Regions from separate parts of the Homo sapiens genome. Here region 1 is linked to region 2. The links are chromatin loops, found by intact Hi-C in ENCODE. Cell type or tissue: endothelial cell of umbilical vein. All regions are shown on one strand.

Region 1 (8,000 bases), 74 kb before region 2:
CCTTTTGCTTTTAGGACAGGAGTGAGCCCTGACTTCCCCCTCAGCCTCTTCTCCAGCCTCCCTATTCTCAATCCACCACAAAGATGAACACATAGACCAGGCTCCTTCTACCTCATCTGTACTTTTTTTCTGGACAGTTTTGCTCCCTTGATGAAGGAAGATGTTCTTGTTTCATAGATTCAGCTCCATTAATAGAGCTCCCTTAGGCCGGGTGCAGTGGCTCACGCCTGTAATTCCAGTACATTGGGAGGCCAAGGCGGGTGGATCACCTGAGGTCAAGAGTTTGAGACCAGCCTGGCCAAAAAACATGGTGAAACCCCGTCTCTACTAAAAATGCAAAAATTAGCTGGGTGTGGTGGCAGCCGCCTGTAATCCCAGCTACTCAGGAGGCTGAGGCAGGAGAAATGCTTGAACCTGGGTCAGGGAGGTTGCAGAGAGCCGAGATCGTGCCACTGCACTCCAGCCTGGACAACAAAGAGAGACTCCGTCTCAGACAAAAAAAAAAATTGGACCTCCCTTGATAATTCTGTATCGTTATTAGTTATCATATTTGAATAATTTTTAAAAATTATTTTGTCAAGTGTTGTTACAATCACTATTAGCCTGTTGGCAGCCATGACATGGCTTTCATTGTTTGCACTTGTTTTGCAACCTTCTGCTGTTTCCTTCTGGTAACATCACTTACATCAAAACATGCAGAATGGTGTCAGCAAGAAAGGTGGAAATCACACAGACAGTGGTCCAGCCTTGTTTTCTAAGAAATGCTTCATTACCATCTCTGTTCATGCCACAGAGGGTGGTGTGAAGACATCGATGACTCTGAATCAAAATCTAATTTGGAAAAATCAGAATTGGAATTTCAAGATATTTGCAAATTCACTTATGAATTACGTTCATTATTGCCTTCATTTTCATAACAAGTAAATCTTATGCCTTTATAATTTTACGAGGATTTTTTCAATAAGTATAAAATAAGGCAATTATGCGTATAGTCGTTTGACACAGATCTATTTGCATTTAGATCAATCTTAAATCTTTGATTCACTAACTTTCAGTGGATGGCCCTCATCCAGACTCCCACAGGTACTGTGCATAGGTCAATTCTGACCTGTTCTGAGAGGCCCCAACTAAATCTGGGTCCTAGTAACAGAGCAGCTAGCAGCCCTCCAATACTAGGAAATGAAGGGGAGGTGGACATAGTTGTTCACAGCGTGTCTCTTTCAGGTTACTTCTTTTACCTAGCTGACACTCTAACACCTGTGTCTGACCTGGGACCAGGTGTCCATCTCACAGGAAACATATACTGGCAGATGACTTTCTGGCTGTTGTCTGACCTGTGTCCCGTTTATTCCTGTGTGATCACCACTGTGGCACTGGAAACCAGATCCTGTATTCTCCCAGTGTCCTAGGGAAAACTAAGCCTTTAGTAGACCTTTCTTCTTCAAATGGAAGGCACACATTTAATCTGATTAGTAAAATAATTTTGTAATTGTATGATCAGTTGTAAAGTGATGGATGAGGTGATGGAATAAGGGAAGTAAGGATACACAGAAAAGCATGACCTAGCCACTGTTTTAAAACATAGTAGAGGCCGAGCGCGGTGGCTCACGCCTGTAATCCCAGCACTTTGGGAGGCTGAGGCGGGTGGATCACGAAGTCAGGAAATCAAGACCATCCTGGCCAACATGGTGAAACCCCATCTCTACTAAAAATACAAAAATTAGCTGGGCGTGGTGGCATGTGCCGGTAATCCCAGCTACCCGGGAGGTTGAGGCAGAATTGCTTGAACCAGGGAGTCGGCGGCAGAACTGCCTGAACCAGGGAGTCGGGGGTTGCAGTGAGCCGAGACCGCACCACTGCACTCCAGCCTGGTGACAGAGCGAGACTCCGTCTCAAAATAAAATAAAATAAAATAAAAATTAAAAAAAAAACACGTAGTAGTGAAACTTCTTTCAACCTTGTACATTTTTTCTTAAAACACGGTATTTTATAATGAAAATAGAGACTGTGGGGAAAGTTTGATCTTGAAGCCCCTACAACACCTCTCAGATTAAAGGTATGTTGGTGGAAGAGTTAAAAATAGAGAATCTTAAGGCCAATACACAAATGATTAAAGTAGTATCCGATATTTACAAAACGATAATCAGTTCAGTAAATTGAAAAATATTTCAAATTTTCAGACAAATGCCAAAAAAGACATTGAAGTTATTAATACTGAAAAGGAAGAATATAAAATCATGGTTCTTGCAATGTTTATATAACTATAAAAAGAGGTTGTAAAGAAACACCACAGTTTTTGGGAAAGAGAAACCTTAGGTTAAAACAAAGTTAATACAAGAGTAAGAAACAAGACAATGATACGAAACCTAGAGAGGAAAATTTTACGGGAAAACGCAGGTTAAAGTTTCCGCGGTATAAGCGGCTGATAAGACACTCCCAGCGGGCGCCATAACCGGAAGAGATCCGCTTGAAGCGCGGAAACGGAAATAGCAGGGGGAAAGGGCAACACCGAATCCTCCAGTCCCGCGCAGGCGCAAATAGGATCTGCCCCCGCCCCCGCCCCCGCCCCCGCCGCCGCCCCCGCCCCCACCGCCGCCCCCGCCCCCCAGCTCCGTCCTGTGACCTTCCCACAGCGCACCACGAGCTGGTTGGCCGCACCGGACAGTGGCGCATTTGCTGCGGGCCGCCCTGTGAGGTTGGAGGACCTAGGCTGTGAGGCACCGCTCAGAATCGCGGGGGACCAGGAGTCCCGGCCCTGCCACGGAGACATGAGCGAATGCACCTGACTTCTCCATCAGAGTGGAAAACGTTTTATGTAATAATAACCCATCAAGGCTTTAGTCTAAGAAATTACTCTAATCTTCTGAACTATAATGCTCCTGGAGAGTGATGTGTAGGGAAACACAAACAACTTAGGGTTTAATGTGACACTGCAACACTGCAAAGTCAGCTGAAGTCGTTTTACAGTTATATCCGAAGTATGATTGCGCTCAGGGTATCACACTCCTATACATCCGTATTTGTAAATCAATTAGCATAATGGGATTCACTTTGATATTTAACCCTTGCGTTAAATGACAGGAAAAGTGGGCATGGGCCAGGACTCGCTGAGTGTTTACTGGGAATGGTTATGGATTGCATTTCACCACTGACCCCTGCAGCAATATTATTTTATTATTTTGAGGGAGAGTCTCACTCTATCACCCAGGCTGGAGTGCAGTGGCGCGATCTCGGCTCACTACAACCTCCACCTCCTAGGTTCAAGCAATTCTCCTGCCTCAGCCTCCCAGTAGTTGGGATTACAGGCACCCGCCACCATGCCCACTAATTTTTGTATTTTTAGTAGAGACAGGGTTTCACCGTGTTACCCAGGCTGGTCTTGAACTCCTGGCCTCAAGTGATCTGCCCGCCTCGGCCTCCCAGTGTGTTGGGATTACAGGCATGAGCCACAGTGCCCGGCCAATATTTTAGTTTTTAAATAAATATAAGAAAAATCCTGCTCAAATTAAGTTTCCGGTTCCTGGGCCTCACCTTTTTTTTCCCGCCTCTTGTTATTAAGTTTGCCATGGGCCTCCCTTTCTGTTGATGCTAGGTGGCGCTGTGAGCATAGTAGTCTCATTCCTCAAACCACAGTGTAGCAGGTATTTTGAAATGCTGGTAAGGTGAAATTAAGGCATGAAAGTAACCTATGCTTGGTGCCAAAATGTCGTTTTCTAGGTAGAGGATTTCTTTTCTGACTTTGTATCTTTCGCAGGAAGGTATGACTCAATCAAGAGGAGCTTCTACCCTGAAAATACTAAAATTTTTTGTGAACACTTTTCCCAGAGTTTATGTTGTCTCTCATTTTCCTCACTTTTAACTTTTTCTTTGCCTGTACAGGGTCTGAGCCTCAATCCCGCACATTTGTTTTTTCTTTCAAATTCAAAAGACTCCCAAATTCCCATTTTAACAATTACAACAGCTGTATTCTTGAGTCGACCCCATAGTAGCTGAATAGAACCTTAGAAAACTATAAAAATCCTAACTTATTGACACAGAACAAAATTTCTTAAAAATCTAGCCCTGACATAGATTTCTAACTTCCTTCAGTGTACTGAAATTGTTACTCTCCCTGTGATGTCTCAAAAATGTTGACTTGTAGACACACCCTGGTCTCTACCTGAATACTAATCCTTCTTTTGTCTTGTCTAATTCTAATTTGCATGGTTTTCAGCTACTTTATTCAATCATAAATTACTTCCTGCAGGATTCCTTCTATGACTATTTAAATTTGGTTTGTATGCCCATGCATTTTGTGGATTTCCACAGAATAATGCACATTCCCTACTACAACCCCTCTGATTTGCATTGCCTATTTGTTCATATCTCTGCTTGACAAATGCCTCAAATAAAGGAGAAATGTTTTTCATTTATCCATCCCTCACAAGTAGCAATGTATATACCACATGGCTGCCACTAGATTTGCTTAGTTTGTAAAAATGAGTGAGTGAAAATCGGTTGACTTCCTTTATACTGATAATGAAAAATTGACTATAGAAGTTAAAATGTATTTTATAATAGCATAAAAACGTGATATACTTCGAGATAAACCTGACAAAATGTGTGCAAAATGTGTGCTCTGGGAATTAGAAAATGCTGATCAGATTGATATTCAAAAAAATCTAAATAAATATAAAGATATACCAATTTAATGGATTGGAAAGCTCAATATTAAGGATCAATTTTTTTTTTTTTTGAGACGGAGTCTCGTTCTGTCACCCCAGCTGGAGTGCAGTGGCACGATCTTGGCTTACTGCAACCTCCACTTCCCAAGTTCAAGAGATTCTCCTGCCTTAGCCTCCTGAGTAGCTGGGATTACAGGCGCTTGCCACCACGCTCGGCTAATTTTTGTATTTTTAGTAGAGACAGGGTTTCACCATGCCTTGGTCAGGCTGGTCTCAAGCTCCTGACGTCGTGATCCACCCACCTCAGCCTCCCAAAGTGCTGGGATTACAGTCTTGAGCCACCACGCCTGACCAAGGGTCAATTCTTACATATTTATCTATACATTCAGTAGAATCCTCAGCTGATTTTTTATATTTTTTTTAGAAACTGAGAAGTAGATTCCAAAATTTATGTAAGAAACTAAATAATTAGTATAGCCAAACCAATTTAGAAGAAAAGGGACAATATTGGGGGACTCACTACTTATTTCACGTTTTCTTTTCTTTTCTTTTTTTTTGAGACGGAGTTTTGCTCTTGTCGCCCAGGCTGGAGTGCAACTGCATGATCTCGGCTCACTGCAACTTCCGTCTGCCAGGTTCAAGGGATTCTCCTGCCTCAGACTCCCGAGTAGCTGGGATTACAGGCATGTGCCACCACACTCGGCTAATTTTTGTATTTTTAGTAGAGATGGGGTTTCCCCATGTTGGTCAGGCTGGTCTCGAACTCCCGACCTCAGGTGATCTGCCTGCCTTGGCCTCCCAAAGTGCCAGATTACAGGCGTGAGCCACCGCACCTGGCCATTATTTCAAGTTTAATATAATGTGGTATTAGTCAAGATAGTGTGGTATTGGTGTAAGGATAAATAGATAAATGGAACAGTATAGCAAATACATATATGTATGTATGTATAGCATATGCATATTCATATATGGATATGTATAAGGATAAATATTTAGATAACTGGAGCATTATAGCATATACATATATGGTTGGTAGGTTTTTGACTCATGTGCCACGGAAATTCAATTTTCTTGAATTGAAGAAAGGAGAGTATTTGTAGCAAAAGCTCCTAAAACAACAGAGCATTCATATGCCAAAATACAAAACAAAACTCTTCACCCTTTTTTGCACTAGATATAAAATTAATTCAAAATACCACAGATATAAATGTAAATCCTTAACACATAAAATTTCTAAGGAAAATACTGTAGGTAATCTTTATGACCTTGTGTTAAGCAATATATAATGGTAGGGAATAAATATTAAGCACAAAATTTAAAAATGGATAAATTGGCTGGGCACAGTGGCTCATGCCTGTAATCCCAGCACTTTGAGAAGCTGAGGCAGGTGGATCACCTGAGGTCAGGAGTTCAAGACCAGCCTGGCCAACATGGTGAAACCCCATCTCTACAAAAGTACAAAAATTAGCCGGGCATGATAGAGGGTGCCTGTAATCCCAGCTACTCAAGAGGCTGAGGCAGGAGAGTCGCTTCAACCCAGGAGGCGGAAGTTGCAGTGAGCCAAGACTGTGCCATTGCACTCCAGCCTGGGTGACAGAGACAGACTCTGTCTCAAAAAAAAACAACAAAAAAGGACAAATTATTCTTAGTCAAAATTAAAATAAATGCTGCTCTTTGACAGACACTGTTAAGAGAAAGACGAGATGGCACAGGCTCAGAAAAAAATATTTTCGGTACTTAACAGATGTAGGTCATATCAAAATTATACATATACATAGTTAAATTTAATAATACAACAATAAACATTTTTTGAAATGAGAAGAGTGACAGTCAAATAGTAGATATGGATGACGAACAAGTTAATGAGTTTTATTCAATGCCATTATCAGCAGGAAGATGTAAATTATTGAAACCACAGTAAGGTGCCACTATGTCCCTACTGGAATTATTAAGAGTCGATATATATACATATATACACATATATTTACTCATGCGCACACACAAACACACACACACACACACACTACAGACACACACAAACACACAGAGTCCAAACCAAGTGCTGGTAAGGATGTGGAGTAACGGGGATTCCCATATTTTCTGTTAGGATGCAAAATGATAGCCACTTTGGAAAACATTTTGGCAGTTTCTTGTAAAGTGAATCATACGTTTTTTTTTTTTTTCAAGACAGAGTCAGCTCTATCGCCCAGGCTGGAGTGCAGTGGCACCATCTCAGCTCACTGCAACCTCTGCCTCCCAGGTTCAAGCTATTCTCATGCCCTAGCCACATGAGGAGCTGGGATTACAGGCGTGTGCCACCACGCCTAGCTAAGTTTTCTGTGTGTGTGTGTGTGTGTGTGTGTGTGTTTGTGATGGAGTCTCACTCTGTCATCCAGGCTGGAGTGCAGTGGTATGATCTCGGCTCACTGCAACCTCTGCCTCGTGGGTTCAAGTGACTCTCCTGTCTCAGCTTCCTGAGTAGCTGGGATTATAGGCATGCACCACCACACCTGGAGAATTTTCTTTTGTATTTTTAGTAGAGACGGGGTTTCACCATGTTGGCCAGGCTGGTCTTGAACTCCTGATCTCAGGTGATCCGCCTGCCTCAGCCTCCCAAAGTGCTGGGATTACAGGCATGAGCCACTGCACCCGGCCAAGTTTTGTATTTTTAGTAGAGATGGGGTTTCACTATGTTGGCGAAGCTGCTCTTGAACTGTTGGCCTCAAGTGATCCTCCCATCTTGGCCTCCCAAAGTGTTGGGATTATAGGCATGAGCCACCACAACCAGCCTTCTGAATCATACTTTTGTTATATGATCCAGCATCTCAGCGCTAAGATCTATTTTCCCAAGATGAATGAAACCATATGCTTGTAGTAACCATATAATACCTCAACACAAATATCCATCAAGTTATCCATATTTATAACATTTTATATTAATAAAAATGATGAGTACTCCAGAGGCTGAGGCAGGAGAATCATTGAGCCCAGGAGGTGGAGGTTGCAGTGAGCCGAGGTTGCAGGATTGCACTCCAACCTGGGCAACAGGAGCGAAACTCTGTCTTAAAAAAAAACATAAACAATTGAGTAAATTGTGGTACATTCATTGAATATAGCACAGGTCAGTTTCAAAAAGAAACAAACCATTGATACAGTAAACATGACATATCTCGAAAGTGTTACTGAAAGATTACATACAGAATGATTTCATTTATATGACATTCTGTAAAAGGCAAAGTTATGGAGATAGATATCAATAATTTCCAAAACTAAATATGGTGGGAAGACTACTACAAGGAACTTTTGGGGTGAAAATGCAAAACAGTCCTCCAGGTG
Region 2 (8,000 bases):
GCTGTATTGCAATGGCATGAAGACGGTTCACCACAGCCTTGACTTCCTAGGCTCAAGCAATCCTCCTGCCTCAGCCTCCTGGGTAGCTGGGACTACAGGCAAGTGCCACAAACCCTGGCTAATTTTTAAAATTTATTGTAGAGATGGGGGTCTCACCATGTTGCCCAGCCTGATCTTGAACTCCTGGGCTTAAGCAATTCTCCTGCCTCAGCCTGCCAAAGGATTGGGATTACAGGCATGAACCACTGTGCCTAGCCTTACCTTACTTAATAGTATATTGTACAGTTTTTCTTGTCATCAAATTTAGACATGTTTAATTTATGCATGTCCCCAGTCTAATCATGAGAAGACATGAGACAAATCCATATTGTGGGACACCCCACAAAATTCCTGATCAGTTCTTTTCAAAAGGGTCAAAGTCATGCAAAATAGACTGAGAAACTACTGCAGATTGGAAAAGACCCGATGTGACAGGTAGACCATAAGATGGTGCTCAATGAACCCTACCTGTTGTTTTACAAAACCCTGTAGTATAATCTGCCACGCCTGACAGTGGACAGGATATGGGATGTACTTGAAACACAGACTATTACAAAGGTAATGGGATGTTACTTGAGTGAAATAATACAAATTTCTTCCTCCCAGACCTTGCATATTTTTCTGGAATTGTAACGCATGTTATGCTCTGAGACACCAAAAACAATCATGAGGCTTGTAGGAGAATACCAAAGAACATAAGGAGACATGTAGACTAGGCTCAGCTGTGTGAACAAGTGTATGTACATGGAGAAACATCTACACTGGATTAACACCCAGTCCCACAGTGCTCTTCCCTTTTTACTCCTATAATTTACAAACAGTAGCTCCCAGAATTCCTTGAAATCCACTGCCCCTTTCTCATGCCCTGGCCTGTGCCATGGACAGTCTTTTTCCTCTTCTAATTCCCCTCCTCTGCTTGGTCAAAAACCGTTCCTCAATCTTCAGAATCTCCTCCAATGTTCCTCATCCTAGAGGCCTTCCTTGTCCATCCCATTACAGGTCTCATGCCTGTCCTCTCAGTTCCCAGGGGCACGCTTCCACTTACAGTTTGGATTTTGTTAAGTTTTCTGAATTCCCACTGGACTGAAATCAGAGGACATAAATTTTAAAAATATTTTCCCCTGTGAGCCCAACACATGCAGTGGCCAAAAAGCAACACAGATTATTTTAATATTGAATTTTACATATGAATGAATCTCTCAAACTCTTTACTATATTCTTGTCTTTTCCCCAATTAACTCTATCTTTCAATCTGAAGAGGATTTGAACTTGAAAATGAACATTTTTTTTTTGCTCCTTTCTGTTCTCAGAACAGGTGTAAACCCTGCTGTCTCCCTGACTCTTCTTGTCTCCCCATTCTCAAGCCATTGTAGAGACCCTCTTATGGATCACGCTATTTCTACCTCATATGCTCCTTTTCTCTCCTGGAAAGTTTTGCCCCTTTGATCAAGGAAGATGTTCTTGTTCTGTAAGATGTAGCTCTACTAATATGGCTCCCTTAATAAATATTTCCATATCCTTCTTACTTATCATATTTCACTTTTTTGTATTATTTTCTGTCAAATGTTACAATTCTGTTAGCCTTCTTGCAGCCATGGCATAGTTTTCATTGTCTGCACATGGATGAACTTGTTTTGAAACCTTCTGCTATTTCCTTCTGTAATGTCACCTGCAGCAAAACATGCACAAAGGTGTCAGCAGGACAGGTTGAAATCACAGAGTAGTGCAGCCTCATTTACTAAGGAATGCCTCATTGCCATCTCTCTTCATGGCACAGACGGTGGAAGACATCCATGACTTCTGATTCAAAATCCAATTCAGATCAGAATTAGTTTCAAAATATTGCGAATTCATTTATGAATTACTTTTACTTTCAAGTTCATATGTACAAAATCAGACTATTATGTGTATAGCAGTTTGAGATATATGTATTTCCATTTAGATCCACCTTAAATCTTTGTTTCATTGACTTCCAGTAGGTAGCCCTCATTTAGACTCCTACAGGTACTGTACAAGGCCAATTCTGACCTCCGGTTCTAGGAACTTACAACTATATCCAGGTCCTGGTACCAGAATGGCGATCAACTCTGCCGTAATGGGAGATGAAAGGGAGCTGGAAATGGGTGTTTACAGTGTGCCGTTCATGGGATACTTCTTTTACGTGGCCAATGCCCTAAGCCATAACTGTCTGACCCATAACCAAGTGTCTGTCTAACAGGAAATGTGTTTAGAACGGCAGACGCCCTTGTGGCTCTTGTCTGACCTATGACTTGTTTCTTCCTAGGTGATCATCTCTCTGGCACTGGGAACCAGATCTTGTGTTCTCCCAGTGTCCTAGGAAAAATCAGGCCTTGGGTAACCCCCGGTTCTTCAAATGGAAGGCACAAATTTAATAAGCCGATTAGTAAAAGAATTTTGGGATTGAATTATCAGTTGTAAAGTGATGGATAGAGTGATGAAGTAAGGGAAGTCAGGATACAGAGAAAAGCATATAGCTGAGAAACTTCTTTCAACCTTGTACAACTTTTTGTTAAAATAAAAAATGGTATTTTATAATGGATATAGAGGCATTGGGGGAAAGTTTGACCTTGAAGCCCCCACAATACCTCTCGTAAAACAGGTGCTTAGTTGGAAAAGATAAAAGAGAGTCAATCGAGAATCTTAGGGAAAATACAAACATGATTAAAGAAGTATCCCTTAAAAAATGACAGTAATTTCAAAATTATTGAAAAATAATTCAATTTTTCAGACGAATGCAGAAAAAAGAGAAATGAAAATTAATATTTAAAAGAAAGGGTATAAAATCATGGTCTGTGCAACGTTTATGAAAAGACAGTGTTGCATAAACACTAAGGTATTTTTATGGGAAAAAGAAACAAAACTTAGGTTAAAACAAAGTTAATACGGCCGAGCGCGGTGGCTCACGCCTGTAATCCCAGCACTTTGGGAGGCCGAGGCGAGCGGATCACGAGGTCAGCAGATCGAGACCATCCTGGCTAACATGGTGAAACTCCATCTCTATTAAAATTAAAAAAATTAGCCGGGCGTGATGTCGGGCGCCTGTAGTCCCAGTTACTCGGGAGGCTGAGGTAGGAGAATAGCGTGAACGCGGGAGGCGGAGCTTGCAGTGAGCCGAGATCGCACCACTGCACTCCAGCCTGGGCGACAGAGCGAGACTCCGTCTTGAAAAAAAAAAAAAAAGAAAAAACCAAAAACAAAGTTAATACAGGAGCAAGAACCAAAACAATGATAGGAAGCCTAAAAAGGAAAATGTTTACGGGTAAAACGCAGGTTAAAGGTTTTCTGCGGCACAAACGCCGGATAGGAGACTCCTAGCAGACGCCATAAGCCGAACAGACTCGCCCGGAAACGGAAACGGTGACGGGAGACCAGCGACATTCACGCCACCGGAGCCGCGCAGGCGCGCAGTGGATCGGCTGCTGCCGGCCACCGTCTTCCCCCTCTGTCATGTGACCTTCCTACAGCGCACTGCGGGCTGTTTCGCTGCGCCGAACAATGGCGCATTTCCTGCCACCATCCCTGTGAGATCGGAGTAGCTGGGCTTTGCGGCACAGCTCGCTCCGACAGACGGTCGGGACCCCGGCCCCGCCACGTATACTTGAGCGAATACGTCCGACATCTATATCACATTAGAAAACATTGAAAGAGTAATAACCCGTTAAGGCTGTAATCTAAGAAATTACATTCATCTTATGAACTGTAGTGCTACCAAAGAGGAGCGTGATGTATATGGAAACACATGGTTCCGGGTTTAATGTGACAGTGCAAAATCAGCTGAACTCGTTTTACACTCACATCCGAAGTATGATTCCGTGCATAGTAACACACTCCTATACATCCATGTTTGTAAATGAAATCAGTTAGCGTAATGGGATTCACTTCGACCTTTTAACCCTTGCGTTAAATGACAGGAAATGTGGTCTTGGGCCAGGATTCCCTGAGTCTTTACTGGGAATGGTTACCAATTGCATTTCACCCCTAACCCCTGCAGCAATTATGAATTATGTTTCAGTTTTTAAACGAATATAAGAAAAATCCTACTCAAATGAACACAGCAGTTCCTGGATGCTGGGCCGCCATCTGTTTTGTTTTGTGTTTTTTTTTTTCCTCTCCTGAATTTATTAAGGCTGCCATCAGCCCCCCTTTCTATTGCCATCAGCCCCCCTTTCTGTTGATGCTAGATGGCGCTGTGAGCACAGGGGTCCCTCATGCCCAAAAACTACAGTATAGCAGGTACTTCTGCAATTCAAGTAAGGAGGGGTTTAGGCGTGAAAGCAACCTATGCTTGGTACTGAAATTCGTTTTCTAGGTGGAAAGTTCCTTTTCTGATTTCGTATTTTTCACAGGGAGGTCCAACTGAGTCAAGAGAAGCTTCTACCTTGAAAATACTAAAATTTTGTGTGGACTCTTTTCCAGGACTTTAGGTTGTCTATTTTCATCACCCATAACTTTTTCTTTGCCAATGCAGGGGCTGAGCCTCAACCCCACATAATTTCTTAAAAATCTAGCCCTGACATAGATTTGTAACTTCCTTCATGTGTTCTGAAATTGCTATTCTTGTGATGCCTCAAATATTTTGACTTGTATACATGTCATGGTTTCTACATGAATACTAATCATTCTTTTGTCTTTCCCAGCTTAAATTTGCATCGTTTTTCAGCTACTTATTCATGTTTTCAATCTTAAATTACTTCCTGCAGGATACCTGCAGTGACCATTTAAATTAGTGTTGTATGCACATGCATTTTGTGGATTTCCACATAACTATGCAGCCTCTCTAATCTGATTTTTATTGCCTATATGTTCGAATATCAGCTTGACTGATGTCTCAGATATAGGAGAAATGTATGTTTGTTGTTCATTTGTCCATGCCTCACATGTAGCAATATATATACCACATGGTTGTCACTAGATTTTCTTAGTTTGCAAAAATGCATAGGTGAAAATCAACTGTCTTCCCTTATAGCGATAATGAAAAATTGAGCATTGAAGTTAAAATATATTTACAGCAATATAAAAATGATATTCTTAGAGATAAATCTGGCAAAAATTGTACTCTGGGAATTAGGAAACACTGATGAGATTAGTTTTAAAAGATCTAAATAAATACAGCGATACACTAATTTCATGAATTGGAAGGTCAATATTAAGAGAGCGATTCTTACATTTTAATCTATGCATTCACTAAATCCTCAATCAACATCCCATTATTTTTTTTTGTAGAAATTGACAAATAGATTCTAAAATTTGTATTAGAAAGTCAAAGTAGAATAGCCAAACACATTAAGAAAAGGAGGAACAATGTTAGGGTACTCACTTTACCTATTTCAAAATTTAATATAATGCAGTATTAGTACAGATAGTGTGCTTTGGTGTAGGGATATATATTTAGATAAATGAAACAGCTTAGCACCCAGAAATAGACCTACACTTATGTGGTTGGTAGATTTTTGACTCATGTTCCAAAGAAATTTAATGGCGAAAGGACAGAGTTTGCAACAAATGATTCTTGAACAACTGAATATTCATATACCAAAAATAAAAACCAAAATGTTCACCCTTATTTTGTAGTATATATTAAAAATTATTCAAAATTTATCATAGATTAAAATGTAAAACCTTAAGGTAGACAATTTCTAAAAAACAGCCAGGCGCAATGGGTCATGCCTGTAATCCTAGCACTTGGGAGGCCCAATGGGGTGGATAACTTGAGCCCAGGAGTTTGGGAGCAGCCTGGACAACATGATGAAATCTTGGCTGTATGAAAACACAAAAAAATTAGCCAGGCATGGTGGTGGCTGTAGTCTCAGCTACTTGAGAGTCTGAGGTAGGAGGATCACTTGAGCCTGGAAGGTGGAAGTTGCAGTAAGCCAAGATAGTGCCACTAGACTACAGCCTGGATGACAGAGTGAGACCTTGTCTCAACCACACACACACACACACACACACACACACACGAAAACATAGAGGTTAATCTTTGTGATTTTAGGTTAAGAAATAATTTGTATACAGGAAATAAATATTATAAAGCAGAAAAAGTAATGTATTCAATTAAAAATTATTATAATTGTTGTTTTTGAATGTCACTTAAGAAAATGGCAAGAGATGCCAGAGGCTCAGCATGAAATATTATTTTCAGTGTATAACTGTGATCAATCTTGTATAGAGAATTATACATATAAGATTAAATTTAAGAATAAATTAATAAACATTATAAAATAAAATGGTAACCATTAATCAATAGATATGAATGGCAAATAAGTACAAACTATGCTCATTGATGTGAATTGAAATCACAATGACCATTTAGACTGTTTATATCCATGAAGTTATCCATATTGATAACATTTTATATCCATAAAAATAATGAGCAAATTGTGGTATTTTCATTCAAGAAAGAATACGAAAGAGTACAAGTCAACATAAAAGAAAAACTACAGATACATGAAACAATATGATAAATCTCAAAAGTGTTATTCTAACTGAGAAAAAACATACCTAAATTATTACATACAGAATGATTTCATTTATATGACATTCTAGAAAAGGCAAATCTATTGAGATCAAGATGATCAATAATTGCCAAGGCTATGAGTGGGAGGAGGATTACTACAATGGGGAACAATGTAACTTTTTGAGGTTAAAATGTAATGCAGTTCTCTGGTTATCAGAGGGTAAATCAGATGGATTCTCCCCCTTTCTCACTTGCAATTCTCAAGAATAACTGTAGAATCAGCCCAGAATGCAATCTCCTGAGATAGGGAGAGACAGTTCTGACCAACCTGGGGTTTGTTCCTGCCCCTTCTAGTGAATGTGACATCTCGAGTTGAGAAGGAACCTCCAGGTCAACACAGTTTGTTCATCATCTCACTTTAGAAACTGACCCCCTACCACTCAAGTTGTTCTTAAATACTTTTCCTCTGCATTAATAACGTACACTGAGCTTAGGTTCCCTATTATAATATAATTTTAATTTGTACATCTTGCTGAGTGGTTCTACAATTTAATAGTTTTCATTTTAAGAGTCAGTGATTTGCAAATAAAAAGAATGAATGTAAGCATCCATTGCAGGGATCACACAAATTTTGGGGGAAGAAACAACAGATAACAGATGGGGAGTGACTTGTATTTTTAGTATTCCTAAAAACCTACGAATGCTCCTCTTATGGGGACAGTTTCAGTGGATGGCAATACTGCCACAGGAAGGCCAGAAATAACAGTAACGGGGTAAATAGTAAACTCATAAGTAAAACATCTAGAATAATAAGCTGAATTTTGCTTCTTTGGAAATGAGATAATTTTAAACTCATTTATTTGATTAAACATTTGGGCAAAATATGACAATGCACATTTGCTAGAATTAATAATTATATTCTGGCAAGCCTAAATTCATATGTCCACATATAAAAAGAAATAAAAAAAAATTTATTTGATGCTTTGAATATAAATGACATATTTTCTTTTTTGTTGTTGTTGTTGTTGACAGGGTCTAGCTCTGTCACCCAGGCTGGAGTGCAGTGGCGTCGTCTTGGCTCTCTGCAAGCTCAGCCTCCCAGGTTCATGCCATTCTCCTGCCTCAGCCTCCCAAGTAGCTGGGACTACAGGCGTCCGCCACCATGCTCGGCTAAGTTTTTGTATTTTCAGTAGAGATGGGGTTTCACCGTGTTAGCCAGGATGGTCTCCATCTCCTGACCTGGTGATCCACCCGCCTCGGCCTCCCAAAGTGCTGGGATTACAGGCATGAGCCGTAAATGACATATTTTCATACTGTACATGTGGTAAGCCACATCAAGTTGAAAATTCCGTTATTAAGGATAGATTTTCTGTCTGAGCTGTAAGCTCCATTTTTCATACACAAATCAGTGTATTTTGCTAGGGCTTAGAGAGTGATACCCCAAAGACTTGTGCTTTGACATGCTGAGAGGCCTTAGAAGCTGCCT

The links. Hi-C counts contacts between places; a loop is a spot of excess contacts. Peaks named below come from ENCODE experiments on the same cell type or tissue, not always from the same donor. Only the 100,000 strongest peaks of a DNase experiment are listed, where the experiment ranks them.
Region 1: a loop joins it to region 2, with 15 times the contacts of the local background. A loop is called at or near these places in 8 of 110 quality-filtered maps.

Annotation. Positions count from the first base shown.
Region 1 is chr15:24,842,820-24,850,819 of GRCh38, reverse strand. The region is part of intron 2 of SNHG14 (small nucleolar RNA host gene 14); the gene reads right to left. It also overlaps a transcript of SNRPN not described here. Among named protein-coding and RNA genes, the nearest start is that of SNHG14, 23 kb to the right of the region's middle. In endothelial cell of umbilical vein, a CTCF peak has its summit at 3,589; a DNase peak (open chromatin) is centred at 2,489; H3K4me3 peaks cover 819 bases.
Region 2 is chr15:24,768,703-24,776,702 of GRCh38, reverse strand. No RefSeq gene overlaps it. Among named protein-coding and RNA genes, the nearest start is that of SNHG14, 51 kb to the left of the region's middle. RefSeq lists enhancers at 2,640-3,535, 3,327-3,621, 3,515-3,684, 3,536-4,432. In endothelial cell of umbilical vein, no CTCF peak of the experiment used is centred here; a DNase peak (open chromatin) is centred at 3,562; H3K4me3 peaks cover 1,132 bases; H3K27ac peaks cover 859 bases.